2 separate regions of the Mus musculus genome follow, and region 1 is linked to region 2. A link is a loop called in an ENCODE intact Hi-C map of the cell type or tissue named here. Cell type or tissue: heart. All regions are shown on one strand. Links, peaks and the distances in the headings refer to the core of each region. The heading gives the core; the rest is flanking DNA.

What was found. Hi-C counts contacts between places; a loop is a spot of excess contacts. Peaks named below come from ENCODE experiments on the same cell type or tissue, not always from the same donor. Only the 100,000 strongest peaks of a DNase experiment are listed, where the experiment ranks them.
Region 1: it touches region 2 in a loop (4-fold over the local background); 3 of 42 quality-filtered maps call a loop at or near these places.

What each region holds. Positions count from the first base shown.
Region 1 is chr7:134,340,744-134,356,892 of GRCm38, forward strand. It overlaps D7Ertd443e (DNA segment, Chr 7, ERATO Doi 443, expressed), which reads right to left. Exons shown (of 9, transcript NM_001199941.1): 3 at 7,969-9,085. Among named protein-coding and RNA genes, the nearest start is that of D7Ertd443e, 16 kb to the right of the region's middle. In heart, for the core only: a CTCF peak has its summit at 8,305; a DNase peak (open chromatin) is centred at 8,268.
Region 2 is chr7:133,949,465-133,965,613 of GRCm38, forward strand. Adam12 (a disintegrin and metallopeptidase domain 12 (meltrin alpha)) reads right to left here. Exons shown (of 23, transcript NM_007400.2): 10 at 15,257-15,341; 11 at 11,620-11,768. Gm51500 (a long non-coding RNA gene) reads left to right here. Exons shown (of 3, transcript XR_003946886.1): 2 at 1-246; 3 at 1,846-3,985. Among named protein-coding and RNA genes, the nearest start is that of Gm51500, 24 kb to the left of the region's middle. In heart, for the core only: a CTCF peak has its summit at 9,914; no DNase peak of the experiment used is centred there; H3K27ac peaks cover 246 bases.

The sequences.
Region 1 (16,149 bases), core at 4,293-12,292, 390 kb after region 2:
TTACCAACACTGATGCCTTCCCCATGCTGTGCTCTACTGGGTCACAAAGTATTGGATAGCATTGTGAGAAGCATTTCCACATTTGACAGCAAACTATTCTGAAATCAGAGTCTAAAAGGATTCAAGTCTGTTCTATCATCTTCACCTGTCTTCTACTCTCCAAAGTTGGTGGGCAAACCAGAAAGGATCACATCTTACCCAAAGGTCTTAGATTTACTCTAAGGTTACTGGGAGAAAGAAAAACTTGACCAAGACACAGGACTGAGATACGTGATCCTATTTCTCGAGTTTTTGATTTTTCCATTTTCCAGATCATCTGTACCCAAAACACTTTTCGTTACAGATCTCATCACAATACCATTTTGTTCTCCCAGGATTGTGTTTAATCTGATTTCCAGCAAACAGCTCAGACCACGCCTAAGACTAATAACTACAGAATGGTATTGAGTCCCACTGTGAATTCACGTGAGTAGCTTGATACACATGAATCGCCTATGAACTGTGTGGTGAATAACTAGCTAAATGGACTGAAATGCAGTGGGTCTTCTATCGACACCCCGTGGAGACTCTGCTGGTGGTCTAGACATGAATGAGTTCTAGATAGCATGAGTATCTAGGAGTCATTCATGTCTAGACAGCTGCTCTATGGTTCTCTAACTTCAGACCATTATCTCATCAGTCTTCAGTCCTCGAATCTATCTTTATGAATCCCCGGCAAACCTGAACAAAAGGAGTGTTAGTAATGACTTTCTCCCTAACATTGTAGAGACATAGCTCATTCATATAATGCAGGGTGTGACTGATAAAACAAAGTGTGTGTGGGGGGGGATGACTCTTGATTTCTAGAGCTGACTTGGGTGATGAAAAGGGGCAAATTTGGGTCCTTAAAGATGATGGAGAAGTATATTTATTATCCTGGAAGAGATGACTTCACCTCATTAAGACATCAGTAATGAAACAAACCTTCCACATCTTTGTGAAAACTCTCTACATCTTTGTGCAGCACTGCTTAAATGTCCCCTCTTCTTCATTTAGCCATCTGAAAGATGACGAATGTGTCCCATAATTGTATTTGACTCTTCTGACTGGCTTCTCAGGGGAAACACAGTTTGGAGAGCCTCACTCCAAAGCTTTCAGAACAACTGGGGATTCTGTAGTTTTCACAACCTACCTCTTGGTGGTGAATCTTACATGGCTCCCCCCCTTCCTTGGTTAGAGAATGTTAGGCCCAGGTGTGAGGAGTGGTTGTATAAGGAAGAAGACACAGGGTCCTTGAGTGACCCTGATGTCACATCAGTTGCTTTGTTGGCTCATCAGAGTATCTTGACCTCCACCAAACAGCCAGACCTTGAATATCTGCTCTAAGATAGTGCTCTGCAGAATGGAGACAGTGACTCATAGGATTCCCACCTTTTCAGATTGTGCAGCCTAGCAGGAAAAGGGCCTCTAGAGAGTGGAGAGGTCACTTTAAAAGACTGTAACCTATACACTTGAGTTTTGTTTCAGAACTGTGCAATCGGAGGGCAGCAGAGTACCTGGAACCTGGACTGACATAAATCGTCAAGGAAATGAGAACAGACTGTCCAGATGGAATTCTGGTATGGAGGTACCAGAAGGTGCTAGAGCTTAGCAGGTGCCCCAATCATTAGTGACAATGGTAACTGGCATACAGTGACAGACTTTGTTGCCAACAATAAAGGGGATCTGGGCTAGTGGCCATGAGGAATAGTTTAGGAAACAGGAAAAGAACAAGAGGGAATTTGTCAGGCTTTAGTCAAAAGATAAGAGGCAGCTCTAGAGTCAATGGTGTGAAGGGGTAGAGGACAAAAAATCCACCTCCCTTTGCTTGGACATCATCCCATCTGATTCTGAGAAGTGCCCTGATAATTTTTCTGACAGCTACAATGACAAAAAATCCCTTCTCCAATGAAAGAATTCAAGTAACCATCTGGTCAACTTCTCCTACTGAACTAATAAAGTTATTGCTGACAAGTGACCTAAGATTATACAAAGATTAGCCTTGAGCATGGGTGGCACACTTTGTCTAAAGGCCTGGGTGACAGCTATTTTGGTTTTGTGGGCTGCACAGTTTCTTTTCCAACACTCAAGCTCTGTCACTATTATAGAAGTAGCAAGAGGACATTGTATATATGAACATCAATGTATAAATGAACATCAATGGTTGTGGGACTGGGCTGAATCATTGTTTGCTGACACCTCTCTTCAAAATGTTGAGTGAGATGTGGTTCCAGTTTCCTTGTGCATTTATGCACACTAAAACACCCTCTGGATCAAGTTATAGTTAATAAAACAAACAAAACCCCACTTTCCCCAATTATTCTTGCTTCAGAAAAGGTAAGAAAACACTACCCTACTTGGTCATGACCATACACCACTTATCAGCTGTACAAGTTGTCGCTATAGTGTTAGTTCTCATCTCACTGAGAAGTGCTGCAGACAGGAGCAACCTTAGGAAATGCAGATGGATATACACAATGCTGGACATCCCAGTCCCTACAGATGACAGTCCATCTGGTCCACTGGCAAGTCCTGCTGGTTCACCTTTAAAACATGCCTCTGCTGAGTACATTTTTCTTGCTTGTGTATATGCAGTTTCAGGGCTGACCACTTTGTCCTGAACAACCAAAAGGAGGGCTTATCTTTTGCAGAGGCTAGCTCTCCCTTTCTCAGCAATCATCAGTTCCTTGTATTCCCTTTATTCCCTAGTCCAGGGGTGTGACCCTCTGAGATTTGAGACTTTTCCCTTCCTAGTTAACATGTCCACTGATATTGCCATTGTGTGTGTGTGTGTGTGTGTGTGTGTGTGTGTGTGTGTGTGTAAAACAACAATACTTATGGAAAAAGAGGTTATCAGTTTGAGAGGGAAAAATAAGGAGAAAGTAAAGCAATTATTTTAATTATTTCAAAACTTTAATTGTTACAAAGTATTAATACTATTTTAATTATCAATACTTAATATTTTATTTAAAATGTATAAAAACGTTAAAAAAAAAACATGGTTCTGGGTCTAAACACTTTGCAACACCTTCACCACTGTCCCCAGTCCAAGTCTGTTCTCACAATTGTCCAGTGTGCTCCTAAGTGAGCAAGCAGAGTTTAGCTAGGAAAGAATATTCACTGCTATCTTTACATGGGTGAGAAGATGATAGTCTATAGCCCACTTGCAGTCTTGTCCTAGGTGGAACTCAGGAAGACTCCTAACTCCTTTCTGAGTGATAAGAGGTGCAGTGAAAAGTGGCAGGGTGGCCAGCTCTTACATGCACTGCATGGCACACTCTGGGGCAATACCCCTCATTAGCCCACCTTAGAGACTAACAAGCAAGCAAGGGCTTCTTATGGCTTCTTATTCAAGGTCACATCTACTCCCTGGGATAAAGAAAGGCCCAGCCTTCTTGCTCCAGCTCAGAGCAACACTAAAGAGCCATTCTCGATCCTGGGGTAGCTGTGACCTTCATTTTATCTGTACACCAAGTGTACTTTCCTATCTGTTCATCCCTCCTTCATCGTTCTTCAATCCATGGTCATTCTCACAAGCACACCTTAGGATATAGGCTATCCATTGATCTCCACCACAGAGTCTTAATTCCAAGAACACAGGATGCAACACTGTCAAGTAGTTCTAGATCAAAGGTCACAAATTATAGGTAGGCTAAGTCCATCATACCATTTGCCTTTGTACATAAAACTTTATTGGCAGCAGCTGTATACATCTATGGATCACAGTGCTTTTCCACTAGAACAATAGAGCTGAGTAAATGCCATACAACGTATGCAGCCTGCAAGGAGGAGCATACTTTCCATTATAAGAGGACAGGACAGGACAGGACAGGACAGGACAGGACAGGACAGGACAGGACAGGACAGGACAGGACTGGGGAGGGGGGAATAAAAGGAAAGGGAAGAGAAGGAAGGGGATAGGGGGAGATAGAGGAGGAAAAAAAGAGGAGGATGGTAGAGGTTAGTGAAGGCAAAAGAAAAGACAAGAAAGAACAAAAGATTGCTTCATTTAATTCTAGATTATTGGGGGTAGAGATACATTTGCAAAATAACATTTCTTCCCATGCTGTCTGAGCCCTGTGGAAATAAGTCCTCTGTGATGAGAGAGCTGAGTTCAAGAGGCATTTTCTCTTCAGGTAAGCCTGATGTGTAAATGAAAAGTAAAGCTAGACCTCTATGCACATCCCATGCCTAGGAAGACAAGCAGATTTGGTATCTATGCAGTGGCCTGGCAGGGGCTTATTCCTTCCAGCCACTCATACTAATGCCTTTAGAGCAGTGGTTCTCAACCTTGCTAACACTATAACCCTTTAATACAGTTCCTTATGTTGTTGAGACTCCCAGCCATAAATTTCTTTTGTTGCTACTTCATAACTGTAATTTTGTTAATGTTATAAGTTGCGACATGGACATTTGATATGCAGGATATCTGATGTGCATCCTCCAAAGTGGTTTATAGCCCTCAGGTTGAGAAGCAAGGCTTTTGAGTATGTACACTGGCCATGGGCCTACCACAGAACAGGACATCATATTCTTTAGTCTTTTCTCCAATGGCATCTAACATTGTATCTTGCTTTTTGTCTACATGGATGTCTCAGAAAGGAAAAGAGCTTTAGAGATGAATCACAGATACAAAATGAATTAAGTAATAGTTAATGTATCAGAATCAATGATAAATCAATCACACACACTCAGGTCAGGATCATTTAGATTAATATTAAAAATCCCACAGAGTGGCCCAGAGACCAGGATTGGGGTTAGGGAAGGGGCTCCAAGATAATGAGCTTTAACTAAATCAATAACTAAACTTATTACAGCTCATCAGAAATCCATTTGTAGCCCACTGAGTCACCACCCCAGAAGATACTCCTGAGCCATCTTTAAATATCACTTTCTATGGTGACAGTGGAGACAGGCCCACTACTGGGTACCACAACATCCTTACTCTGCCCAGGGTTATCACTGGCAAGGATACAACAGGATCCACAGACATAGCTCTAGCACTTAATGGATACAGAGACTTAGGTAAGTTTTCTCTTCAAGCCTTGTTTGTCTTGTCTACAAGATAGGCGTAACTGAGACTTTCCCTACAGAATTGTTTAGAAGATTGAAAATAATGGATACAAGCCAGGATCTGGCATTGGGGATTTTAACAACATGTACCATGATTATTTTTCATGAGCATAGGGTGGTAACAGTGATGAAAGTTTCCCTCACAATAGGGGCAGAGTTTTGCATGATGTTTACCCCTACGGTACCAGCAGGATGCTCACTAACAAAGCCTCAAAGACCAAGAAGGTAGGCAAAAAAAGGGGTCAACTCCTAACCTCAGTCCCAAAGGAAAGGTAAGTACTCATGTTTGCTAGAAAGTTTTCTCCCATGGAACGAAACCTACCTGTTTTTCATGATGTAATTGCATGTATCCTATCTCCCCATACCTTAGAAGTCTTCCTGGGTTCTTATCTTCAAGGTTTACTCAGGAATATCATCTAGTGAACTTTCTATCCAATGATCTAGTGATTACAGCTAAAATTATCTTGATTCTATCTATGGACTCTCCCAGGCAGCACCTACAAAGGTATCAGCAAAGTGAGCCCAGAGGGGATCCTGCTTGGGTAGCGTTCCGATAAAAGGAGCTTGCTTCAGACAGTAAGAAGGATGAAGCCCATTAAGTGTATGTAGCCACAGGAAGCTATCACGAATGTCTTAGATACAATGCCAGTTGCTGACGGGAAATGCACAGGTATTCCAAGTCTTAATGAGCATGGCCATGGTCTGAGAGTACTTGTGTTAAGGCTAAAAGGTTCTGTGAGGGTGGAAGATGAGCTTGCAAATGCTCTCTGTGATGGTAATGTACCCTGTACCAGAATAGACTGTGATCATTAGAGCTAGTCAATCACGCTTGTAAACTTCAGGCAGGAATTCTGTGGCATGGAGAGAGATGCTTTCTCGTTACCCAATAAGAAATGTAGCCCACTGAAAATTAGTGTAGATATACATGAGTGAGAGTGTATACAAGCCGAGTAAGTGTGTATGTGTGTGTGTGTGTGTGTACATATGTGCATTCATGCACACTAGAGGCACATTCCCAAACAATAAATTACCCCCTATTCTAATGGAGAAAAAAGACATATGGCTCTCTGCTCTCCTTTTGGCCTTAGGGTTAGGAATTATTTCTTTGCCTAGCTCCTCAATCCTTGATGTTTTCTGTGGTGTTGGATGTTAGGATAGAAACTGCCAAGGCTCGTATGATACTTCTTCTCTTCAAAAATTCCATCTGGGGCTGATAGAGAATAGGAAATAAACCTAAGCTTGAAGACATTCAAGAACACTAATTGGTGAGTGAAGGATAAGAGCTTGGAGTGGCTGTGTCACTGTCCACATTCATTGAACTAGAAAATAGGAAAGCGAGGCTCAGATTCTTTGAGCCTCTGCGGCTTTCTCCAAATGATAGGATGCAGTCTTGTGATTTAGAGCCAGGCTCTAAATACATTTACAGTCTCTATAATACATGACTATTCTGAGGGATGTCAGCCCCACAGGAGGCAGAACTAACCTCCACTAACCCGCCTAGGAACAGCCAGCCTCTTTTCAAAGCCACAGGGAAGCCACTCTGCCCTGAAATGTATTTGTGATCGGGATCTGGTTATTTTTAAAGAGCCTTTGGTGAGATTTTTAAAAATTTCCAAGTGATTATTCTATACTCTGAAACAGAGCATCTAGTCACGTTCACCATAGAGTGCAGTCTCTCTATTTCTGGAATCATCATCAGTAAGGATGAAGCGTTCAGCTTGAGCACTTCCTTAAATACAAAAGTGGCGTTTATCTTTGGAACAGAGAACAACTGCTTGCATTTTCCTGCATGCAATGAGTGTGTTGATGCAGGCATTTCAATAGTTTAATCAATCCAAAAGCTATATTGAATTGGCGCTAAAGATCTCTGAACATCCAATATATCTACACTTGTTAAAATTAATTACATCATTTAATACTTCCACATGCATTATAGTTTTTAAGTGTTTTACAGTCATTTTTATTAATAAATGCTAAATGGATAAGAAATTCATGCTATAAAATTACTATGCATATGCTGCGTTTTTAGTTTTACTATTATTTCTTTCAAATATTTTCCCCAAGTGGAAAGTCCATGACTCATAAACCAGTCAGTCTCACAGAAAGTACAACTGAGACAGAGACAGAGAAATCTGGGCTGCTTCCCTCCAAGACAGACTCGTTTCCTCTCCCGAAAGCCAAAGGGTCTCAGAGAAGCCCACCTGGGAAATTCTGTCTGGCCCTGAAATAGCAGAAATAGCAACAAAGCCCAGCCAGGATGCTCCAGACACAACCCAGGACACATGATTCCTTTTGCTGCTGATTGGTAAGGAACATTCCAACTTCCCAATTAGGAAACATGCTGTACTTACTACACACCTACACACACACACACACACACACACACACACACACACACACCATTATACAACTCAGGTGTAGTTTTTAAATGTTGATGCTAACACATTTATCAATGATAGGATTAAAAAGCAAAAACCTCAGATTCTAGAACTCTCAATAGTCATTGGACCCCTGAGAAGTTAAAAACAAAATCTGGGTGTGGGTGTCATTTTATTCTACTTATCCTGTTCTGGAATGTGGTGTGAGCATACTCTATTTCAGCTGTGGAAGCCACTGCTTGCTATGGGTTGCCTGTATGGCCTGGCACTGTTGTTGGGATAGGGATCTTGATGGAAGGTTTCTTGTTATCTACAAATCTGAGAACATCTGTCTAATCAGACAACAGCACTAATTTATGAACTGCTGACTTGGAGCAGAGATGACCAAATGCTCAATGTGATCGATCTACTGGGATGATGCTATACAGAAGAAATTCAGTAGCCCTCCCTTAGCTGGACACTGATATTGGATAACCTTCTGAGGTGAACATCTACTCACCAGCCCTGTAACTCCAGCCGGGAATATGGATGGAGAGTTGGTTGGTGTGGCTGCTACTGGTACATGTTGCATGGTCCTCTTTCTCCTTTCGTACTGGGACCTGGTTCCTTCCCACGTCTGCAAATTTGACATTTTCCAGTGGAGGGGAGCCAGTCCGAGGGCATGTGCCACTCCCCAAATGTACTGGCACCAATGCTGGGCTCTCCTTCCAGTGACCACCTTGTGGCTGGCCCCATTGTGGACCTAGGAGGTCCTGCTTTCCCTCCGAGAGTTCCTGTGATAGAGCTGTGCTGATTGGCTCTCCATTAGCTGAGCTGTCTACTCCATCTGCTGTTAACTGGTGGGAACTACAGCGGAGGCTGAGAGACAGGACAGACCTGTGCATTTTGGGGCTAGCAATTTGAGGTCGCTCAAGGGGAACAGAAAGAGACTTGTCCAAATAGTAAATGGCATTGGGACACTGCTGAGACACCCGGAAGTGGACACAAGAACTGAACACCAGTGGGACTTTTCTCGATGGTGAATTGTCTGAAGAAAAACTGTCCTCATTGTCATTCGTGTGGGTGACCCAGTAGTCCTGCCTTGCACTCAGCCTTGAGTGAGCCTGGAAAACCTTCATCCCCTCTACGGAGCCATTGCTGGGGGACTCTGTACAGGTGAAGGGTCTATTGTGCTGACAGAGATGGGCATCACCAGCCAGAACTGGGGGCTCTTGGAACAGAGCATCCTTGGCTTTGCACTTGGGACACAGTGGGTCCCTAAAAGTGTCCCATACCAAGCTGCTGGCTGGAGGGCCCACACGTCGGGCAGTAATGGTGATAGACGAGAAACCGCTGTGGGAACCTTTGCCTAGATTGTCCCCTGTAGACAGCGGTTCTGTCTCCAGTCCTTGATCATCTGATGGAGTCAAAATTCCCAGTCTGTCTGGAGATAAAGCAAATCGCCTGTGCATGCTCACTCCATCGCGCCTGGCCAAAGCTGGCTTTGTGGGACACAGCTGAGGCTGAGCAATGGCTTGTGGCAATATTGCTCCATTTTCCATAGATTTCTTTTCATCAATCAGCCGGGAAATGACCACAGGTGATATCATTCTTGTGTTCTGTGATGCCAGTGTCTCCTAGAAAATAGAAAAAATAAACAAAAAACCTCAATTATTCCAGCAGTTCATAGGAATGCAGGTAGTGAACTCTTACAGGTCATGGGGATACTCTATGAGGAGCATTGGTCCACGTTTAAATGATCAAGGAGTTCCATGCTTTCTAATTAGCAGTTCTTAAGCCCTTATGTAAATCACTACGTGTAGAATAAGGCACGTTGGGCCCCATTTTGGTTCTGGTTTGAGCCTCGAGGACAAACCCGAGCTTGGTTTGAGTTTTGAGGTCGGTCTCAGTCACTTCCGTTTCAGGGTGGCTCAGCAAGACCTGTTTGGCCCTGCCTCTGCACCCTCCATCACCCTTCCCCGCCTCCTATATCATCTTACCCCACCAAAAAAATCCCCCTTCCTATGCTCCAAACTTAAATAAGTGAGAGGCTGATGCCATAAAGTTGAGCTCCTGCTTTGACAAGATTCCTGGCTCACTGTGTTTCTTTTGGGCCATCGACACTCGCCATCCAGCTCAGCCCCAGAAAGACCCTGGCAGGACCGGGATCGCAAAGGCACTGTGATTTTTTTTTTTTTATCCATGCTTAACCAGATAAAGAATAAAAAGGATAATCTGTCTCTTCTTGTGTTTTCATGTATGTGTGATGAGTACTGCAGAAGGCTGACCCCAGGCCAGCACTCAATGTGACCACAGCCCAGCACTTAGTGTGACAGAGCCCTCTGGACCTTGTGCACAAAATTGCAGAGACTCTGAAATAATGATAGAAACTACAGCCTTGGAAGCCAAAAGGCATCGATAGGGTGCACAAGCATTCAAGAGCAGATCTCAAACCCTAGCGTACCTTAGAATCACCTAGAACATTGTGAGCACAGGTCTGAAATTCTGAGTGTGGACTGTTGAAGATGTTAGCCCACATGCATACACTAGCAACCCTGATGGAGGTGATTTAGGGAGTGTGAACAGAGTCACAGCTGGTCTGCTACCATCTCAAGAAAAAAGCATCTATAAAGGGTAGGCCTAGGTACCATGGAAGAAAGCTTGGGTTTGCCTTTCTCAAGATGTAAGAACAAGTATAGGATTTGTGTTTCCTTCATGGCAGATTTAATATTCATATATTTAAATAACTAAGTGTTCTCCTCTATCTGGACATGTGACTCTGCATACAACCCTGCAATGACACAAGCTAGATTCATTTGGGATAAGGGACTCTCTATTGAAAAAAAAAAAATGCCTCTGTAAGACTGGCCTATAGGCAAGTCCATAGTACCCTCTTTCTTGATTGATGATTGATATGGGAGAACCTTGCCGACTGTGAGAGATACAACCCCTAGGTTGGGATTCCTAGGTGCAACTAGAAATTAGGCTAAGCATGTCATGAGGAGCAAGCCAGTAAGCAGCACCTTCTATAGACCAGTCTGGCCTTGAACTCAGAGATATGCCTACCTCTACCATACAAATGTATTTATTCTTTATGTGAGAAGTCACAAATTTCAAAAGCTAACCAGAGATGGGGGTGGGGCATGGGGAGTCCATTTTAAACCTCCTTCAGTGTTTAAAAACAAAATCTTTCCAACTCTTAGACAAGGACAACACTTCAAACATCTTTTTAAGCCACACTGACACCTTCCAATTCAAGGCTTTTCTGCAGTTCAGGTCAACCTCATGGAGTGAAGATGCCTTCCTAGCACCTCTATTGCTACAGTATAGAGTAATAATTACCTGTAGTTTGCAAGACCCAGATGCCCATGACTCCACCTTAGACAAATCAGTAGAACCTAGAGGGCTAGAGACAGGTACTTTTATAGCGTCTGTTTCCAGCAGGCTTCCCTTGTCTCCATGGCACTCTCCCTACTCCACTCTTCTCCCTGTAGCACTCCCATGGCTACGATTTGCATACAAGAAAATGACAGTGCACCTGGAGCCCATTTGACAGTACACAGTCCCTCCCATCCTAGTTAAATTTAGTTCTGATAATAATTGTTCCTGTGCACCCCGCTATGGGTATAATCATACCCAGTGGGAATTCCTTTGACATTGATCTTTGGAGGAAAAAAAATAAAACGCAACTTGGAACCTGCAGTGTTGTTCTTATTCTGCAGGGCAGTGTTTCCTCAAACTTGGACCAGTGATAGCCTGGGCTTAAAAATCTCACAGGGTTGAGGTAGATACCTGAACACCTTAATCTCTAGGCTTAAGTTAATTCAGGACCTGTTGGGATGAGTCTAGAATCTGTATTTGTAACCAGCTCCTTGGTGGCCTTTGAGGGTACACAGACATAGAAGAGAGAGGGTGAACTGACTTAGAACCTGGAACCCATCCTGAGCCATGGTTCTCAGAGACCCCAGACCTCAGAGAAGCCTTGATATGCATGGCTGTAATCCTAGGAAAAGATTGGAATGGTGTCTGTTAAAAGGTACCCTTCCTGGTACTGGAATCTCCAATGTCACAGGGCCCCCAATCTTGGTCTCGGGATCCTGTGAGAGTCTGGGTCTTGGAGTCAGTGTGGTTGTATTGTTAGGAATAAAGAGCTGCCAGTTCTGCTTGGAGCTCACACAGAAAAGACCCTGATACTGGCAGTGACAGTCTTGTTCCTCCAGGCAGAGCTCAGGGACATATTTGCTGAGGGCTTCCTTGGGGGCACAGGCCTTGGGCATCATCCCAGTAGGTCCTCGAGGCCCAAGGGAGCCTATATAAAGAGTCAGCTGCCATTTCACTACCTGAGGCCTGGAAAGTGTGACTGTGATTTTTGATTCCATCAAAAGGAAGAGGAGAGAATGATAATGAGATGTGTGACTCTGAACTGATTTCTCAAGCTCTTGTTATTCAGGGTGACACTGTTCCTGGCTGAATTCATGCTGGTCAGAATCATGTCCAGGAAAAACTGTCTGATTCTCTTCTTCATAGGCAAGGTATGAAGGAGAAAGAGAGATGCCAGTGTGATGGTGGTATCTGTTGAAGTGAGCCTTGTTTTAGCTTCTTTTCTGCTTCGTGATAAAATACCCTGAACAAAAGTAACAGGAAGGAAGGAAGGGAGGGAGGGAGGGAGGGAGGGAGGGAGGGAGGCTGGCTGCAAGGGAGGCTACAAGGGAGGGAGGGAGGGATGAAGGGAGGAAGGAGGGAGGGAGGGAAGAAAGGGAAGGAGGGTAGGTGTATTTAGCTTACAGTTCAAGGCATAGTCCATCATGGAAGGAAAGACAGAGCAGCAGCAGCAGCAGCTAAAAGAAGCTCCTCACACTGTGTCCACAATATAAAGGCCCCAGCTCGCACCAGTGACATGATGCTACCAACAATTGAGATTAAGTCCCCATCACTTAACTCCAGAGAAACACCCACAGATTTTTCCAAAGTCCCATCTCCCAGGTGATTCTAGATTTTGTGAAGTCAACATTGAACACTAATTATTACAGGCATTTGTATAACTTACATTTCCCACGACTCAGCAGAGATTAGTAAATAATTGATGTGATCAAAGCATCAGAAACGTCGCATTGGACTTGCCCATAGCTGCTATTTTGGTGTTGCCTATAACATTGCAGTTATAGGCAAACCATACACTTGGTGATTTGGATGACAAATATTGAATGAATACCTATCTACAGGCCAGGTGCATACTGAGTATTATAAACCCTTGTGGTCTGCTGGAATTAACTCCCTGGAGACACTATCCCCCCCAAAAAAAAAAATCATTAGATTGAGGGTTGACAAAAGATCCCCAAAATAAAATTAGAGGAATTAAAATAGAAAAGAGGGACTTTTCACCTTTCAACATATATTCCAATATTCCTGTAAAACAAGTTTCATTTATCAATTCTAGTTTTCTCACTGAGACCAATAGATAATCAAATATAATACGCAACCTAGGGCTGGGGAGATGGCTTGCTCGGGGAAAGGCTTCTGCAGAAACATGGAAACTTGGATTTGGATCTGTAGCACCCACGTAAAAAAACAACAGGTCATGACAGCATGAGCAACAGCATGTGCCTACAAACACTGCTAGGGAGGCAGGGTCAAGATGACCCTATCTACAAAAGTGAGGTTTAAACCAATCAACAAAGGCACTGATGTCAACCTCTGGCCTCTACATGCACAGGTGAATATAGCTACACACACACACACACACATCATCATCATCATCATCATCATCATCACCACCACCACCACCACCACCATCACCACCACCCCCAAAAAAGAAGAGACAAATTATAAAAGTACAGTTTGTTTCAAATCAAGCTACTTTGAGGTGACACCCCCCTCTGCCTTTTAACTAAAGGTTAACTAAAGGTGGCTTTGAAGGGAGATACCTTTCATGTAAAATAAAGTTAAAAGATATAAGACTTGATTTGAAAGGATGTAGGAAACCTTCAGTTTTGAAAGTGATGCATGTTAAAATGAGCGGGAGCCGGCTGGGTTTGAGTCTGGCTTTGGCAGCAGAGCATCTCCTGGCCACTGTCTTCTGAGATCAGGGTTTTCATCCTCTTGCACATAGACGCTGCTGTTGATGTCTTCTAAATGTTTTAAGAGATTGATTTATCTTAAGCGTTTCCAGCATGATTTTGTAGAACTGGTAACTGTTTTCAGAGTTCCGGGCTTCTGATCGACTGCCTTTGCTTTTACTTATGCCGTAAGGCATATGACTAAGAAGGGCAGGCATCGTTTTCTAAGTTGAAATAAGAGGCAGGTAAGTGTCAGATACTCAAAGCAATCCCACCCTGAGCCACTGAGGTGAAAATGGCTTTCTTCCTGCAGCAATTTATATCTCCAAAGAAGAAGCATGCAGTATGATCTGTCTTTGAAATATGTCTTTTCTCCACCTTGGGTGAGACAGTTCTTTCCTTTGCCAGTAGAGCTCTGCAACCTTTGACTGTACTTTCCAGATTGGAATCTATCTCCTCATAGACACCCTCTGCCCCAGTTGCCTCTGCCTGCTGCATACCTGCTTCCTCCACAGAGCAGACCTAGAAGTATCAATGCTGAGTAATCTGTCAACCCCATGCTGCAGTGTCCTGGATGCAAGAGCAGTTCAGGCTTGCATTTATTCTGTGGAGAAGCAACGGGGACACGGGGCTTCAAAACAAATGGGAAATGGGAGCCTCGCTTGCTCCTCATCTCAAAGCCATTGTCCTTCTGCACAGTCACTGGAGATGAGAGGGTTCAGCCATGCATCCCAGCAGTAAAAAGCTGGCTAGAATCAACCTTTCACCTGTGTTTTTATTGTGGTTAACAGATATAAGAGTTGCCATCTTACCCATGCTGAGTGTCCATTTCCCTGTGTCCAGTGCATTCTATAATGCTCTGTAGCCCTCACCATCCATTTTCAGAACTCATCTCATAAAACTAAAATTCTGCTCCCATTAAATAAAAAGTCCTCATTCCCTCCTCCTCACAGCCACTGGAAACCAAGAAGAATCAATGCTTTTAAACAGGGGAAAGGCAGTTAGTAAATCACAGCGTGTGCAATTGCCTCTTATAATCTGCAGAATTTAAAAATAAAAATTATAAATCTCTTAAATGATGCAGGATTTGCTCATATTGGAGTGGTGCATGAAAGAAGAAAACCATGAAAATTGAAGTGCCTTGTTAATGCATGCTTTTTAAACACAGGGGAAATAAAGGATAATCAATAAAGGAAAATCAATATTTTCTTATGTATATATTCCTGTATTGTCCTAAGTTTCTTTCTTGTGTATGTACATTTGTTTGTGTGCAGATGCACCAACACACACACACACACACACACACACACACACACACACACACTGTGTGTGTGTGTGTGTGTGTGTGTGTGTGTCCAGATGTTGACACCAGATGTTGACAGTCTGTTGCTCTCTGAGATGGAGACTACTTCTGAACATGGAACTCAGCAATTTGGGCAAGCCAGCTAGACAATAAACTTCTCCTTCTCTATATCATGATGCTGGGGTTATAGCTACACACCACTGTGCTTGGCTTGTGTGGGGGGCTGGGGATCTAAAGTCAGTCTCCCTGTTTATGAGGCATATACTTCACTGATTGAGCCATCTCTGAGCCCCCATTTTCCTATATCTCTACATGATATTCTCGTTAATTTTAGTATCAGGAAAACTTAAATTTTATATATTTTTAGAAGAAGTGAACATATCCCAAGTTTTGAAACAACCACTTGGCAGAAGAGGCGCAGGCTTGATGTACCTGGGAGGGAAGTGATGAGGGAGGCTGAATATTAGGGCACTAACCCAGGTGAGGGTCTGGTGGGATGCTTCAACACTTGGTAGTGGCCTTATGACACACACAGGGCAAGCTTTCAAAGCTCCTGGTTAGGAGGAGAAGTTGAAAGTCGCACTATGGAATAGATTAAATGGATTCAGGCAATTCCAGAGCAGATGTTGAGAAGGTGTGATTTGCAGGAGATGAGTCAGCCACGGAGAGTGACTGTGCTCAGATATTCTCTGTCTGCCTGTCTGTCTGTCTGTCTGTCTGTCTGTCTGTCTGTCTGTGTGCCTGTGTGTGTGAGGTGGTGTGGATTTGGCCACCTGGTCCCAAAATTCTGTATCATCATTAATGACCAAACTAATGAGTGTTATCATCGATTGGATAATGCTGAGAATGTCCAGCTCCCTGTGGAGAACAGCAGGGAACTATGGTCAACTAGAATATGTTCTTCCTTTCTATGATGCTGGGAATGGAACCCAAGGCCACACGTATGCTATACAAACATTCTAAGATTGTTCTGTATCTCTTGCCCTAAAATCTTTCTTTTGAATGTAGTAATTCATCCCGGCGGCTCCCCCATCATTCTGGGGCTCAACTCTTCTTTCCCCAGCCTCCATGCCGAGTGACCACAGTTCCTCCTGCTTACGCTCCACCCCCTTCCTGTTCTGCTTCCAGGAAACAAATCAAGTCCATCCGTGCATGCTAAGTTCTTGTCACAGTGTGCCCCTTTTTGTTGGCTTTGAACACCAACAACTATATCTCACTTCTTAGGGTTCAGAATAGTACCTTCACTGGTTAGTTTTGGGCAGTGTGACACAAGCTAGAGTCATCTGAGGAGTGGGAATGTCAATAGAGAAGGTGACCCATCATATTGGCCTATGGATGTGTC
Region 2 (16,149 bases), core at 5,238-13,237:
ATGGGCAACTAAGGGATGCTGAGCATGACAATAGTCTTCTCCAGGCAAGATTATACATACCAAACACAAAACCCCAGACCAGAAAACCCAACAACTACAACCAAACTCCAAACTCACATATTCACTGAGCAGAAATGACATCACTGTAAAGAGCTACTCAACAGCTCCTGGAAAATAAGATGCTGGGAGCTTCCAACTGACATTTTATTTGCAGACTGAGATGGAAGCCACAGCACAGCAGATCTGGTATGTCCTTCCCCTGGGAGGTGTGGTATGGAACAGGTGGGGAGGAAGAAAACCAGCGGGAAGATGTCTGAGTACCTGCCTGTTAGCACTACTTCGAGCCTCAGTTATATATCTATAAAGTGGGGCTCATCACCTCCCACTCTAAGGATGAAGACAACAGAACTCCAACCAAATCCCCCAAAGTTTTAGGGGTAAGTTCACAGTATCTTCCCTAAGGCAACTTAGGGAAAGATGCCTCTGACTGCCTTGCCTTGGGCTTAGAAACATTCAGAGATGGTACAGAATCCATTATCTCTGTAGCCAGAATACAGCAACCTGTCCTAACTGTGGCCAGAATACAGCAACCTTGTAAAACTGCAAAGCCAAATGAAGAAGAGTTACATACTCTCTCACTTTAGTCCATACTGGGTAACAAAATGACTTCTGAGTTCTAAAAGCAAATGGGAACAGGGCTCAGAAGCATAAGCAAGCAACCAAGCAAACAGCCAGCCAGCCAACCAACCACAGACCAGGTACAAGAACACATTGTTTAGAAGGCAACTACCAGCCTCCCCTTGTTTTCAATTTCCTACAGCTTTCCCCTTATTTCCCCTGAAGCTCATCTCCCAGGAGCAAGATCCTCAAGTCCTCCCATCTTTTCTCCAGGCATGGAGCTCACTGTGGGCCACACTCACATAACATGCAAAGATAGACTTTAAGAAACAGCCCAGTCCTTTGAAATGTGGAGCCAATCCTATGTTGTCCCCATGAAAGAACCAGTTTTGCATTCACTGCAAGTTCTCTTCCTACAGGACTTAGGTCCTCCTACAGTGAGACAGTGCAAGAAGTCACAACTGGGTGGGTTCACCTCAGTCAGCTTTTAAACCTCAGATTCCAGGGCCATTGTCAGAAAAGCCTTCAGGTCTTTTGCAACTGCACCTCTGCATAAAACCTTTTCATCTCCAGGCATAGAACGCAGGCGCGACCAAGTGGGCCCTTCAGTTGGGTTGGCTGGTGATGTTGGTGCCCTGGTTGATCGCCCTTGCTTTCATTCAGCGGTCTGATAGGCTCGCCATGTAAACTTATGAGTTTACACTTAGGGGGCTTAGAAACGCTGACAGTATCCACCATTTTCTTAATAAAACTCCTCCCCTTGATATCCCATGAGTCAAATTTTATCACTATGGCTTTTCAGTTGAGGAAACGGGAGTTCAGAGAGGCGAGGAGCCTTACTGGGACTGAAGGAATGCAGAGCTGGGACTGAACACAGGGCTTTTGAACAGAAGCCTGCCATCTTCTTCATCCTCTAGGCCTGGGAGAGCTGTCAGGAGCTTCTTCCCCCCGAACCCCAGGCACAAGCCACGAGGCTCCTCAGACAGGACCTGACACAAGGGGCTGGGTGGAGGGGGGCATGCAGGTACTATTTGTAGAAAGTGGCAGTCACCTGAGTGCCTTGGCGCACCTAGGAGCCAGAGAGATAAAGGTGAGTCCTGGGGTCTTCTCCAGTTCCAAACTGCACCTTGAAGCACTTGCCTGAGGGAGTTTGGTGTCGTGGAGAACAAGGCTCAGTACACCTGGGTTCATTTGAACCAACTTGTGATCCATTCTGTCTTGAATTAGCTTCCCGCAGGATAGCCTGATCACTCCAGATCAGAGGGAGGCATGGACGGAGCCCATTCTGTCACCTGATGCTATATTGGCTGGACACCAAGAACACTGGCTCAGAGGATGGACCAGACCTTAGTGAAGACCATGGGAACCGCATCTTTATATTCTTGCAAGAACAGCAGTGACTTCACCAGAACCAATGCTGACCCAGTCAATGGGCCTGCTAGATGGGCTACTGAAGGCTAAGGAAGATGCAGGCTACGGTGAAGACTCTAGCATGTCCTCGCCTCGGTAGTACATGGTCGTGGTTAATAGAAAGCACCTAGGGCACAGAAGAATCCATCTGCTGAACATAATTGTTCATGGAGCTAAACATGTGAGCTCTGACCAATGTTCCTCACTGGAACCTAATTAAAGTGGGGATCTAATTCCCCAGGAATTTGAATAGAGGGACACTAAGTGAGTTGTGGTGAGTTAAATCATACACAGGAAGCTTCTGGATGCTGCCACCGTCTCACTTCTACACAGAATAGCTGTTCCTTCCAGAAGTGAGGTCCTGGAAGCCAAGGACCCAGTGGCAAGGAACACAGTGTTCAGAGGCTCCCATTGGTTCGGCAGAGGCTCTGTCTGTGTCAGATGAGCAGCTTAACATTCGGTTAAATGGAAAAGCTTCTGCGTGTGGGGCTCTCCAGGGCTGGGTGCTGACAGACATGAACCGGTGCTGTGCTTAATGAGGGACAATTTATACGCCTCATGTAATAGACTCCTTTCTGCTGTGGTAGCAGACACACCTGCACATACCATGCTTCTCAGGAGAAAGGAGCTTCGCGTCAGACCTGCTAGGTAAGGCAGCCATAACAGAACTCTGAACCCCCAGCTATGGCAAAAATCAGTGCACATCTCGTCCTGGTCCCGCTAGTTGTCTCTTGCATGGGTTCCCACCAGGGAGTACAGGAATGGTGAGAGACTCTCTATTTCATCCCCAAGTCCCGAGAGCTTGAGGCCCTAAAGCTCGCTGGCACCTGGTGAAGGGCAAAGGACTGGGCTTGGAGCCAGGAGCTTGGGCCTCTGTCCTCCCTGACCTGCAGTCTTCTCACTTATCAGAGGGAGCTGAGTGTGTCTGCATTCTCAGGGCTGTGACAAGCAGCATGAGAAAGACGCCAGAGTTCTTTGTTCAGTGGAGTGAGGTCTAGTTGGGGTGATGGGGTTTTGGTTATACGTTCTAGAACTGTTAGATTGTACATGGTTTTTTTGGCATACCTCCAGGAAAAGCTCCACTGGGAAGACCCTCTGCATTTGCAAAGCAAGTTTCTCTCATCTCCTCGCTCTCCATGGAGTGCATACAGAATAGCAACAGGCTTGGCCTTTTCATCCTGGGTGTTTACTCAACTCCTACTTTCAGTTTTTGTAAGTTTTTCTACTGATTGTATCGAGTCCATTCTTGTAAGTGGTTGTAATCCTGCTTATAAAGTTGTGGTGAAAAAAAAAAAAAACAGGCGTGATGGTGCATACCTTTAATCCCAGCACTTGGGAGGCAGAGGCAGGTGGATTTCTGAGTTCGAGGCCAGCCTGGTCTACAAAGTGAGTTCCAGGAAAGCCAGGGCTATACAGAGAAACCCTGTCTCAACAAACAAACAAACAAACAAAAAACAACAAAAAACAAAACAAAACAAAACAAACAAACAAACAAAAAAGATGTGGTGCACACAGAAAAGGAAAATGGAGGATGGACAAATGCTAAATTTGATAAAATGATGATGGTCATACAGGTTTTCCTCTAGAGCTTTAGTCATTAAAATAGGAAACAAATGATTGTGTAGTAATTGCCACTTATCCATTCATCTACATATGCAATTATTATCTGCCGCCCACCCATCCATCATCCATCTACCTATCTACCAACCTGTCAGTCTAACTATCCATTCATTCCCCTATCCACCACCCAACCATCCACAAATCTCCAACCCACCCATCTTTTCACCATCACTCCAACCCCCTATCCATCTATTCATCTACCCACCTATCTACTCACCCACTCACCATCTACCCCATCCCTACCTGCTCACTTTCTCCCTACTCACCCAACTACCCATCTATGCATCAGTTTATATCTATGCACTTACCCCCAACCCATCAATCTGCTCACCAACACACCCACCCTGTCATTCAGGAAATAGTAGTTCTAGTACACGCTGGGTGCTACTCAGGGGCAGAGGATTCAGCAATGGATAAAACAAATGTCTGACCTTATGGAGCATAACATGGTTCCTTCTGGATAGCATAGTTGTAGAGAGACCCAGGAGTTACCTTTGCCTTCATGTAAAAACCTTTGTACCACTTTCTAGAAAGAGCAGGAAGCCATGTGGGGTTCATGCCTGGGAGGGAATGGGGTCAGGAGAACATCAGCTGGAATGCCTTTACAGATAAAGTGCTGGATTAGAGAGGCCATGACAGGCAATTACATCTGCTGTAGTGATGCAATTCGAAGAAGTTTTGTAGACCTAACCATTTTCAAATGGGGCTGTCTGTCTTCTGCCTCCCAGAATTTGCAGTAGGGATACTTTGTCCTGAGAAGGGCCTTTGTTCTTACAAAAAAGTCCAAATATGGATGTGACTTTCATGTGGCGAAAATATTAGGAGGCAACACAGCTTTAGATCCCTGGGCTTCTGCTTGGATGATACAGAAACTTGGTGGCTTGTTAGATTTCTGAGCACCAGTTCCTCTAGTTCTAAAATGGACACACTTGTGTCTTCTTCCCTGACCCAGGACAGCACAAGTGCCATCTATGGAGGTAGATGGCACACTTCCTGTGTCATCTCCCCTGGGCTGGAAGCTCAAGGAGCAGTGCTTATACAGTGTCCAGCCTGAGAGAAAAGGCCATGCTGCTAAGCCCTATATACATACCAGACAGTATTTGAAGTCTGCACTAACTGCAGACAACCCTTTTTATTTTCCAGTAAGCACTATCTACTTACCCAGGCAGTAAACAGGAGCATGCAGTACACTAATGAGGTCCTCCCAGTGTGCTTATCTTCCCTCCAGGCCATTCCCTCCTAAGCTAAAATCAGGATGGAGCTGACTCAAGGATGCCAGCTGGCTAATGAAATTGATTTGACCAGTCATACTTCATCTTCCTGGAGTCCTCCTTTTGTTACTAAGGCTTTCCCTTACCCCTTTTCCTTTCACGTGGATAAAGATTTCCATCATTTATCTCAACACTTTGAGAAAAAAAAATCCAATGAAGATTTTACAAAACTTTTCAGTGAGAACCACCCACCCCCACAGCCCTGTCATCCTCAAATGAGATGATGCAGAGACATAAGGGCTTTCAGCCCCATCTTTGCAAATCCCTCCATGTTCAGAGTGTTCTGTGATCTTACACAGCTGCTCAGAATTTGGAAGGGGGTGGGTTTTGATGGGGTGTCTATTCTACGTCGATGACTCTTGGCCTCTGGGAGCTTTCGCAGGAAACCACTATTCATCCCATTCCCTTGACACGCTTTTTCAGGCAAACCCTTCAAAGAGAATTTCTGTAGCTTGGGATGAGCTGGAAACGTTCAGGGAGAGGACGGCCTCACTTCTGCTCAATCCCTTTAAGGCACTCAGGCTGACCTTTGCTCCCCATGCATGCTCAGCTGGCTCCCTTCCAACTCTGGCTCTCTGTACACGGGGAATTAAATTATTTGTCACTTTTGGGAAGATTTGAAATGTAGTACCACGATTGGGTTTGAAGATCTCTCTGTCTCTTAGAGCAGTGGTTCTCAACCTGTGAGCTGCAACCCCCCCCCCCCACCAGATCTCCTGCATATCAGAGATTGACATTAATGATCAGTAACAGTAGCAAAATTATACTTGCGAAGTAGCAATGAAATAATCTTATGGTTGAGGAGGCACCACAACATGAGGAACTGTATTAAAGGGCCACAGCATTAGGAAGGTTAAGAAGCACTCTCTTGGACTTACAAGTACCTACCGATGGATGCTGTGGTACCCAGGTCTACTCAGGCAAGTAGATAAGATGCTCAGGGGTGAGATACCCCTCATCCATGCCTACAGAATCTTCTATTCAGAACTCTGCCTCTTTCAACTTGTCACCTCCAGATCCCTTGCCTGTCTCCCTGCTACCATGAATGTTTTATGAAATACAAGTCATTCGATACATGTATGAGTGTACATGCATGCATGTGAATGGGGTTATCTAGGTCAACACTGGTATTTCCCTCAAACAGTCTCCAGTGTACTTTACAGTTCCTTTCACTGAGCCTGGGCTTGCCAATTGGCCAGACTAGCTGTTTAGAAATTACTAGAATCTCCCTGGCACTAGGACTATAGGACCCAGATACTCTGCTTAGCTTTGTAAGAAGGTGCCAGGGACTTGGACTCACCCAGCATGGGGTTACAGGTCTCTAGCCCTGTGCTCAGTTTTATCACTGGGTTTTGTGGATATGAGCTCAGGTCCTCAGTGCTTATACATCAAGTACTTGACTGAGCCATCTCCCCACGTATATGTTAATTATAAATAATAGATTTTATTATGACGTTTTTCTGACATTTTCTTTTATTTCCTTTGTGTGTGTGTATGTGTGTGTGTGTGTGTGTGTGTGTGAGAGAGAGAGAGAGAGAGAGAGAGAGAGAGAGAGACAGAGACAGAGACAGAGACAGAGATAGACAGACAGAGAGAGACAGACAGAGAGACAGAGGCAGAGACAGGGAGGGAGAGAGAGAGACAGAGAGAGACAGAGACAGGGTTTTCCCATGGAACAGCCCTGGCTGTCCTGGAGCTACCTATGTGGATGAGGCTGGCCTTGAATTGGGAGATCCTCCTTGCTCTGCCTCCTAAGTGCTGATATTAAAGTGCTGACAATATGTATGTGCCAGCATTACCCCACCTATTATGGCATTTTCATATATGTACATATTTTGATCATACTTACCCCCTTCATCTTCTACCCCTAGAACTTCCCCTGTTCCTTCCTTGTCCCAAGTAACCCTTTTTGGACTTGAACGTTTTCTTTTTGCTGCTGCTGTTGTTGTTTAGTGACCCAGTGAGTTTCATTAGGGTGGTGTATGGGGGTGTGGGCAAATGTTTGTTTATATCAAAGACATCTTATCTGTAGATGCACCCCTAATGAAAATGCCTTTTTTCCCCTTCATCTACCTCATTAACTACCTCAATAAAACCCCAGGGAGGGCCAAGGTCCCATGAGCCTTTCCTCCTCCTCCTCCTCCTCTTCCTCCTCCTTTTTTTCCATGAGCCTCTTCTATTCCACGTGCAGGATGTTGTTGGATGCTACATGGCACAGATGCTGTTCAGTCAATCACAACTACCGTGAGTTCAAGAGTGAAAGAGCCACGTCATGCTCAGACGTCAGCGATCTTTACCATTCCCCAGCTCCCTCCTGCTTGTTCAATCCTTTCCACTTCTCACTCATTGGTGTTCCCTGAGCCTCAGAGGGGCTGATGTACATGGCTCACTTATGGCTGAGCATTAAATAGTCACTTTGACCAATTATGAAACTCTAACCTGCAGGAGTCTTGTTGGCTGGTTTTCTCATCTGTTTCTACCACAATGAAACAAATCCCCCTTGGCTTTTCCCATCATTTGGGGCTTTTGTGATTAATTCACCCACTTGCTTGGGAAGTTGCTCTCCATCTGAGAAAATTAAAAACACCACTCTTAGGATAGGAATGTGGGATCATAATGGGAACCAAACAGATATGAGTCTGTCCTGTTATGGGTGTATACTCAACATCCATCAAAGAGCACAATGTGTGGCCTGTTCTGGTGCATTCCTCTCAGACAGCCTAAGTGCCCAGCTCTCAATAATACAATTTCTGTAAAATTTAGAGAAATAAGCAACTCTATTTTTGAATGTAAATCTTAATTTTTCCCACTGTAGCAAGTTATATTTACTATCATGCTAGCTCTACAAATGTTCTCAGTACCCCTCTATCCTTATTGCTATCAATACATTCGAGGTGATTCCACCCACCTTAGAAAGACCAAGAACCTCAAGGAGCTCCTTCACAGATGGACACTGCTGAGTTTGACTCCCACACATACCTCTAGACACCACACACGTCAAAGAGTAATATCCAAGGCAGGTCTTAAGTACTTAGTCTCAAGACATAAAACACACTCATTCATGGCCTCCTGGTAATTAATAAGACAAGCCTTAGGGAAACGCCCTCTAGCCAGTGCTGCTGTGTGCAAGGAAGTCAGGCACTCTGTTCTGCACAGGACTCGGCTCCATGCTTGTATTTACAGGCCTTCCAGTTCCATTTGTCACAGGTGAGGGTTGGACCATGATTTTAGAGTTAGGATACAGGAATACTATGTTAAGGGAAAACCAGGTTCTCTACAGGATATACCCTTTAGTCCATTTCTGGTATTTTTGTTTCTTTTAGATTCTGAGCCCTTACTATCAAATCTGATATTAATCTCACTCTTTCTGGGTCTCCTTCAGGCTCAGACTTCAATTAGCCAGCATTTTAAACACTAGCCATCCATAGGTCAATCAGCAGGGAGGAAAAAGTCAAGAGGAAGACTGGTATTTGGATCAGTTTAAAATCAGCCACAGCAACCAGAGGTCCTACCCACTGAGCAATGGGAATTCTGAAAAAGATCCAACTTCTGTGCTTGCTGTCTCTGTGAACTAAATGACACTAATACTCCTTTGTCTTTGGAGAGTGATTTATAATTTACAGAGGCGCATGATCTCATTCAATCCACCCCCCTTCTCTCCCAGGGACCCCATGAGGCAAGGGAACTACCACTATGAGATAATGCTGGATCAGCCTGGGAAATTCCACCCTAGGTGATGGATGACGGGGGATTGTCTGGGCCTCTTGGCTCTCCCCCTCACTATGGGCTTTTGTGATTAATTCATCCACTTGCTTAGGAAGTTGCTCTCCATCTGAGAAAATTAAGAACACCATTCTCTGGGCAAGGATGTGGGATCATCATAAATGGGAACCAAATAGAAAAAGATTTACCCAAAAACACAAGCTCAGCAAAAGAGAAAACTCTGACATTGCTAATAAGGAATAAATCAAATAAAGGCTATTAGCAAGCCCCTGGTGTGTGTGTGTGTGTGTGTGTGTGTGTGTGTGTGTGTGTGTATGTGTGTGTATGTGTGTATGTGTGTATGTGTGTATGTGTGTGTATGTGTGTATGTGTGTATGTGTGTGTATGTGTGTATGTGTGTATGTGTGTATGTGTGTATGTGTGTATGTGTGTGTATGTGTGTATGTGTGTATGTGTGTATGTGTGTGTATGTGTGTATGTGTGTATGTGTGTGTATGTGTGTATGTGTGTATGTGTGTATGTGTGTGTATGTGTGTATGTGTGTATGTGTGTGTATGTGTGTATGTGTGTATATGTGTGTGTGTGTGTGTGTGTGTGTGTGTGTGTGTGTGTGTGTGTAGACTTCAAAATGTTTTGCTGAGCTCTTAACAATGCCATTTCTACCTGAGGTGTTCAGATAGCTCTAGGGTAATTTTGGCCAGCATGGTTCAGCACTGCTGTGGACACCTGCCAGCAAGAAAGACCTCACACAAGACCCCAAGAGTGCTAGAGAGCATGCCTGCAGATGTCTATAATCTTTAGGGCTGTAGGGTCTTCCTCAAACAGTGCTTTCTATTCAAGATGATAAGTGGGTGGCTGGCTGGGAGGCAGAAAAGACATACAGATGGACTTAGGTATTTTGCTTAACAAGGCTCAGAAAGGCCCAGGGCCTGCTCCTTGGCCTGTGGGCATGAGAACAATCGGGTCATTCGAACAAGCAGGTTAGAACTGGAATGGCATGATTCATTCAATCAACCCAGAGAGCTCTAGCTGGACTCTCCTCTTACATTTCCTCTTATCAAAAGTTAAAAGGCTAGTGCAATGTCAGCTGGCAACACAGTCGGTTGGCCAGTGGGGACCTTTTCTGGAGGTGGGTGGGTGGATGTATTAGTGCCTGTGGGATAATCAGGGGGATGAAACGCAGAGAGCATGAGATCTGTCCTCTGAATGAGTTCATCAAGAATGAGAAGAGATAAAGATGACCCTGCTGCAGGCCAACTCCTGCTAGTCCCACTCTGAGCCACTTGGGGGCATGCTACCCAGGGAAACTGGCACTATCCAGGCTTCCCGGATAGTGAGGCAGAAGGTGCAGGCAGGTCTTAAGACCAACCTCACATCCTAAGCGGTGGCTCCTTTCCCTAACTGTTCAGTTGGTTCTTCCCCTCTGTTTGGATTTGTATAGAGAGAACATTATGTGTTAGGGTGGCCAGCCTTCCTTTAAGATAGCAACACTCATTAGTCTCTAGCAGGCACATCCTAACCCGTTGACACTGTGACACGATGCCATCTGTAAAGTTCGCACTTGAGAACGACACCATTGAGTTGTAAAAATAAAACTGCAAAAAGAAGTTTCTCATCATGTTTTGAGTGGGTGTACGGTTCTGTGTTGAGCCAAACTCATCTCTATTTTAGGTTGCATGTAGCCTGTGGGCCAAGGGTGGGCCATGCTTACAGCTCCCTGATAGTGTTGCTTTAAACTCTTCTCACTTTCAGTCAGATTCTTGGTTCCTGTCATCACTAGCCAAGGTCTCTGTGACTCCACCCAATTACGCTTAAGCAGAAGCATGGCCGGAGAGGTGGCCCCTGCAGAGTCTGAGTGCCAGTGAGGGTGACTCGAAGCAGTGGTGACTTGCTGTGATGCAGGGCACCAGAGCAGAGGCTGACATGAGGTGGCAATGCTTTAATATGGGCTGTGGGGTTCAGCCCAGACTTTATTGGTGTCTTACAAACTGGTAAGGAACCCCTCTCCATGTGGTTTGCAAAGGCAAGACTACACACTTCAGCAATCCTCGCCTCTTCTGGAACTTTAAAGCTCACAGGTGAGTGTCCTCCCTCCCAGGATGGTATTGCCTTGACAGCAAGGCATCGCAGAGCACAATTATCTGGAGCCCAGTTAGATCATCCCATCAACACTTTTTGCTCCTACTGCCTCAAGTTCAACAAATGTATACAGCAGGCTTGGCTAGGGAAGCTCCATGATAAAGGTGACTACAGGCTCTCAGATTTTAATATAAGGGGACAAGGGACCATAAACACCATGGGCTTCTTCTTTCTAAGCTTCCCTACATCAGCCTGCCACTGATTTTTCCAGTTTGGGACAGACTCTCCGAGTTGTCAGAGGACATCTGCATTTTGAATCTCTCCCAGGGGCATCTGTGTCTACCTCACTCAAGGTCTTCCATAGTGGGACTAGAAAGTCATTTCATTCAAGTCCCAAAGGACGGGCGAAGTGATCTGTTAGCATGGGATACGGTAACCCATCTCCATCCAACCAGAATTGAAGGCACCTCCTCCCTAGCACGCTCTAGAAGCAGACCCTCTAGGACACATTTCAATTCTGAAGGGTGGATTCTCAAGACCCTCAGAAGCCTGGCTCCTCTGGTCAATGTCAGTTGAAACTCCGCTCAAATCAGAAACATGTGGTGAGACTGTGGGATAATTTGTGATTTGTAAATAACAGCATCTATCCTCACTTCTTCCCAGAGAAGAGGCCAGCCGTTATGCCTTGTGCCATTGAAGCTGGCTGTCCACGACTCCCAAGAGCACACAGTCCACTCTTGCTACTTGTGCATGGCTTTCTTTCGGGAAACCTCTGCAGATTCTCTAGTCAGACAACCGGGCAGGGGGGGAGCGTTATCCTCTTTGGCTAAGTTCTTTCTCGGCACACGATCCACCACGTGTACAGCCGACTCTCAGGCCACTGGAGCCTGGTACTTACCCCGTGGACGGGTTCATGATGCAGCCTCCTTTCTCTGCGGCCATTCTGCAGCTGCAGCCCCTCTCCAGTGTGTCATGGTTCATCCCGAAGTTGTGGCCCAGCTCATGTGCCAAGGTCACTGCGGCACCAAGGGGGCTGTCTGAATGGTCCTCAAAGAACAGACGAGAGCAGAGATTTACAGTTCACATCTGCGTGGCCTTTTCTCGACCATTTTCCCTCCCCTTGGCAGTTGTTCATCCTTAACACTTGGTTTAACTGAATTCCCCATAAAGGCCCAATACAGAAAACCTTGCTATTAACTTTGACCATGGGAAGTAATTTGGCCTATTTCATTAAGCCCACTTGGGGGTTCTTCTTCTGAGGGCCATCTTATTATATGTGAAGATTTTGCTGATCTCCCTTCTGCAAAACACCATTGAGAGAGGCAAAAAGTTATGTCTAATGATAGAATGAACCGGCTGCCTGGTTAAGAGGGTGCTCAATGAAAGATGTTTTCAAATCAACCCTGAACAGCTAACCTTAACTTTGCTTCTTCCTTTCTGCCCGGTAGGGGATGACTCTGGGAAAGTTCTTGTCAACTTACAGAAATAGCTGATCCTGTGACGGAATTTACTGGAAGGTTGGTTGAACTAACATTACAATTCAGTTATGTCTCAGTCCTGCTGGCCCTTTAAGTTGACCTTGGACACAGAGAAAGAAGCCCCGATCCTCTGATGGAGCGGCTAGGATCTACATTGACCTTTTGCAGTCACCAAGCACTGCTCACCACCTCCAGCTCAACAGCTTAATATCCTTCTTGGATAGCTTGGCTCAGGTAGATACTTAAACATAACTAAAAATACAGTTAGCGTCATCCAAGATTGGTTAATTGGTTGATGCGGTTTATAGAAACTCTGCCAGTGTGTGGAGTTTTGGAGAAGGTGTTCATACCTTGAGGGCAAAAGAATATCTTGCTTGAATTTTGGTTGGTGTTACCCAGGAAAGTGATAACAGGTTTCCCAAAACATGTCCAAAGAGAGTATGATATTGTGTTTTAGAAAAAGATCTCTTCTTTCCAGTCTTCCTGAGGACTCGGGATAAAGGTGTGTTTCTGTGACTACATTTACATTTCACGGTCTCCTGTTGTAGAAGCCTTACAGATTTTACGGTTCAGGAAATCAATTCTTAATCATGTGCATTAGGGAAGGCAGTCGCTCCTCCAGAATACGAAACTGCTGACTTCTTTTTCTGTCCGGTGAACTATCAGTTTTATCATTATTTTTTGAGTTGTTTTACATCATGCATAATTGATAATTTAGAATTTGCCTTAAGAACTACTGATAAATCCTTTATAACTGCTTACAACTGGGGAGAAAAAAAAAAACCTTTTTTTGTGTGTTTGATACCATGCCTAAATTCACATTTATTTTAAGGTTAGTTAGGTACAAAGGCATGGCTTTAAATTACTAAAGCCAATAATTGACTTTTCTTGAAAAAAAATGGGATAATGGTTTTAGAAATCATATTTTTAGCTCTATAAAGGTCCCCCCCCCCCTTCTTGTCAACCACTTTGTTTCTCTATACTGAGGGCCCTTGGGTATGGCGATGGTCACAGCTAATACACATGAATCCAACTTCAGGACACAGTAACAGAAAGCTAGTGTTGATGTCTTAGGTTTGAACAGGAAACAGCCTGTCCTGTTGTCTCATGAATCCTACAGAAGTTAAAGCTGTTGTGTGATGGGAACTTCCATCCTATTTAGTATTTCTCTGTGGGATAAAAACAGGGTGTGGAAAGACTTTCTCTGCCATCTAGTTGGTAAAACTAATTTCTTTAAAATTTTTATTTATTTTTTAATTGAGTGTGTATATGCCTGTGTCTTGTGTGGGGGTTTGCCTACATGAGTGCCATGGCTGTGGAGCCCAGAGATAGGCATTGGATGCCTTGGAACTGGAGTTACAGGAGGTCAGGACCTGCCCTGCCTTAGGTACTGAAAACCAAACCCATGCATGTCCCCTGGAAGAGCAGCATTGTGGGCTCTTCAGTGCTGAGTCATTTCTCCACCTCCCTCGAGAATTAGCTTTGGACCTGACTTGACTCTCCTGGCATGATATATAAGTGGCATTTGTTCTCATGTTCCTTTCACATATTTAAAACAAAATAGTTTGATTTTTTTTTTCTGCATGATTTCAAGGAGGGGCACTTGGTAATGACTTCTATGAAAACAGAGCAAGGGATATGGGCTGACAGGTCCTTTACCCTGTCATGTGGGACACGGGATGCTTCAGCCCCATGCAGGGGCAGGACCTGCTTTGCTTATGAAGAATTCCATTTTGGCTCCTAAACGTATTTGTGCCCAGTTTTAAGTGGCAAAGTCAGTAGCGACTTAAACCATGGAACCATGAAACTGAAAATTACTCCCTCTTAAAACTTTACAATCTGTTCTATGAAAACATAGCTGTGATCTGACTTGAAATTAACCTGGCACCAGCAAAAACCCAAACTTTCCAGTGACTTCCATGGTGGAGATCACCGGCAGGGCTTCCATGTTCAAAGGAAACCTGAGAGGAGCCGGTTCAAGCCAGCTATCCAGCGAATGGGTGCAGGCCCTCCACATCGTCTGCCCACGCAGTGCATGCTTGCATAAATTACCTACCACCGCTCCCAGACGGGAGGAAAATGTTTATGTACCGTCCCTAGGAAGATTAGATTAGGCAGTATGCAGAGAAAATAACACTCAGCAGAATGTAACTGGTTCCCCCCTTTATTACAACTCAGGAAGCTCTATATGGAGGGTGGGAAGGGAGTCATGGCTTCTTGGGAGGGCAAGAGTGTATTTATTTAACGGACACAGAGGGACAGGCTCTGAGGATACTCCCTGTCTGAGAGCCGGTACCATGCCGGGCACTAGATTCTCAAGGGACAATCTGGTATGAGAATCCTTTCTAGAACTTTCAGAAGGGTTAGACTGGGAGGGAGCCCCCTTGTCGGGCAGCAAGTTTAAGTCCCTTCCATTAAACTCATAAGAAATCTCAAGCATGCTTCTCATTGTACTTCCTTCTACAAACATATAGAGCCCCGTAGATGACAAAGTTAGCCCTGCAAAGCAATAAACCCAGCCTTCTGCCTTCCAAGAATAAGGTTATGATAAAGACAAATTGTGCTCTGGCCAGAAGGTATGGAAAGCATTTGCAATGGTACGTAGTGAAAAACCTCAAACTTCTGACTGTTGGGATTGGGGGCAGAACCATCAAAAAAATCACTTGAGTGGCAACATTTGGTGAGACCACAGTCTATCCCTCCCATCCCCTCCCTCCTTCCAATTGAGCACTGGGGACAACCCCCATGTCCTGGGTCATCCCAACATCAGGAAACTTTCCTGGATCAAGATACTTTGACCAACAGTGCCAGTTGAAATATTTCTCCACAGAAGGGGCCACTCTTCCATGTCTGCCTTCCTTGAAGACCATCTGTGTCTTTTAAACTGTCCCTGACACGTGGAAAAATAAATCATCATAAATATGGGTAGAGTAAAAGTTAGAGGCAAATCTAGAAAGCATCCATGGGAAGGAGCTGGCTTCAAGAAGTGTGACAAGAGAAGATTTCCTGGGGAAGTCATTAGACGGGGAGGACATCTCCCAGACATCTTTAGCTTACCATGACAACTCCTCCAGACTGTTCTGCAGTGCACATGCTCATGATGGGTGCCATGCCGATGGTGGTTCCTTGGAAATAAACCCCACTGCAAAAACAAATGGAAGGAACTTTCTTCAATCTCACGCAGTACGGGTGCATTTCCCAACATTTCAAATCTTGTTAGGCAGGCCTGTCAGGGAATGACCAATGCTTCAAACAGCCCCAGGAGGGGGTATTTACTTGAGACTTTTATCTTTTTCTTTTTTTTTTTTTTCATTACACTTTACTTTTCCAGTTGCAAGATGGCCCCATAATTCTTGTAGAGTTTTGCTGTCCAGACTCAGACAGCGGCCAGGCGCTACTTTGTATTTATAAGTTGTAGTCTGCCTGCTTCCTGTAAAGAGCTGTTCCTTTGAAACAATGCCTGCTGATGGAAAGGCTGAGAAGTTACCAGGAATCACTGTTTGCAAAAGGAAACATAGGAGGCAGCTTGGGAGATTTTCTGTTGTAGCTAGAATTTGCTTTCCTGTGTAACTCATCATCGCCAGACACAGAATCCTTCAAAGTGTTCTGCCAATATAGCTTTTGAGACTGAAACCGGCAGAAAAGCGATCACTTCTCCAGAGCTAATGTATAGCAAGCAAGCACCCACCAAGCCTTGGCATCAGGGAAGAAGCTTTGGGAAGGGGACTTCCAGAAGGCATTCTCCTATCTGGAATCTCAACCTAATCATGAATCTAATTATAACAATCAACTATCTCAGTGTGTTTCTTAATCTCAGCCTCAAGCACTAAAATGTTAAGACTGTATTTGTTCTAGTCAGCCATCATTGGGAAGAGAAGTCCCTTGGTCTTGCAAACTTTATATGCCTCAGTACGGGGGGGGGGGGGGGGGAGAGCTGGGGGGGCACACCA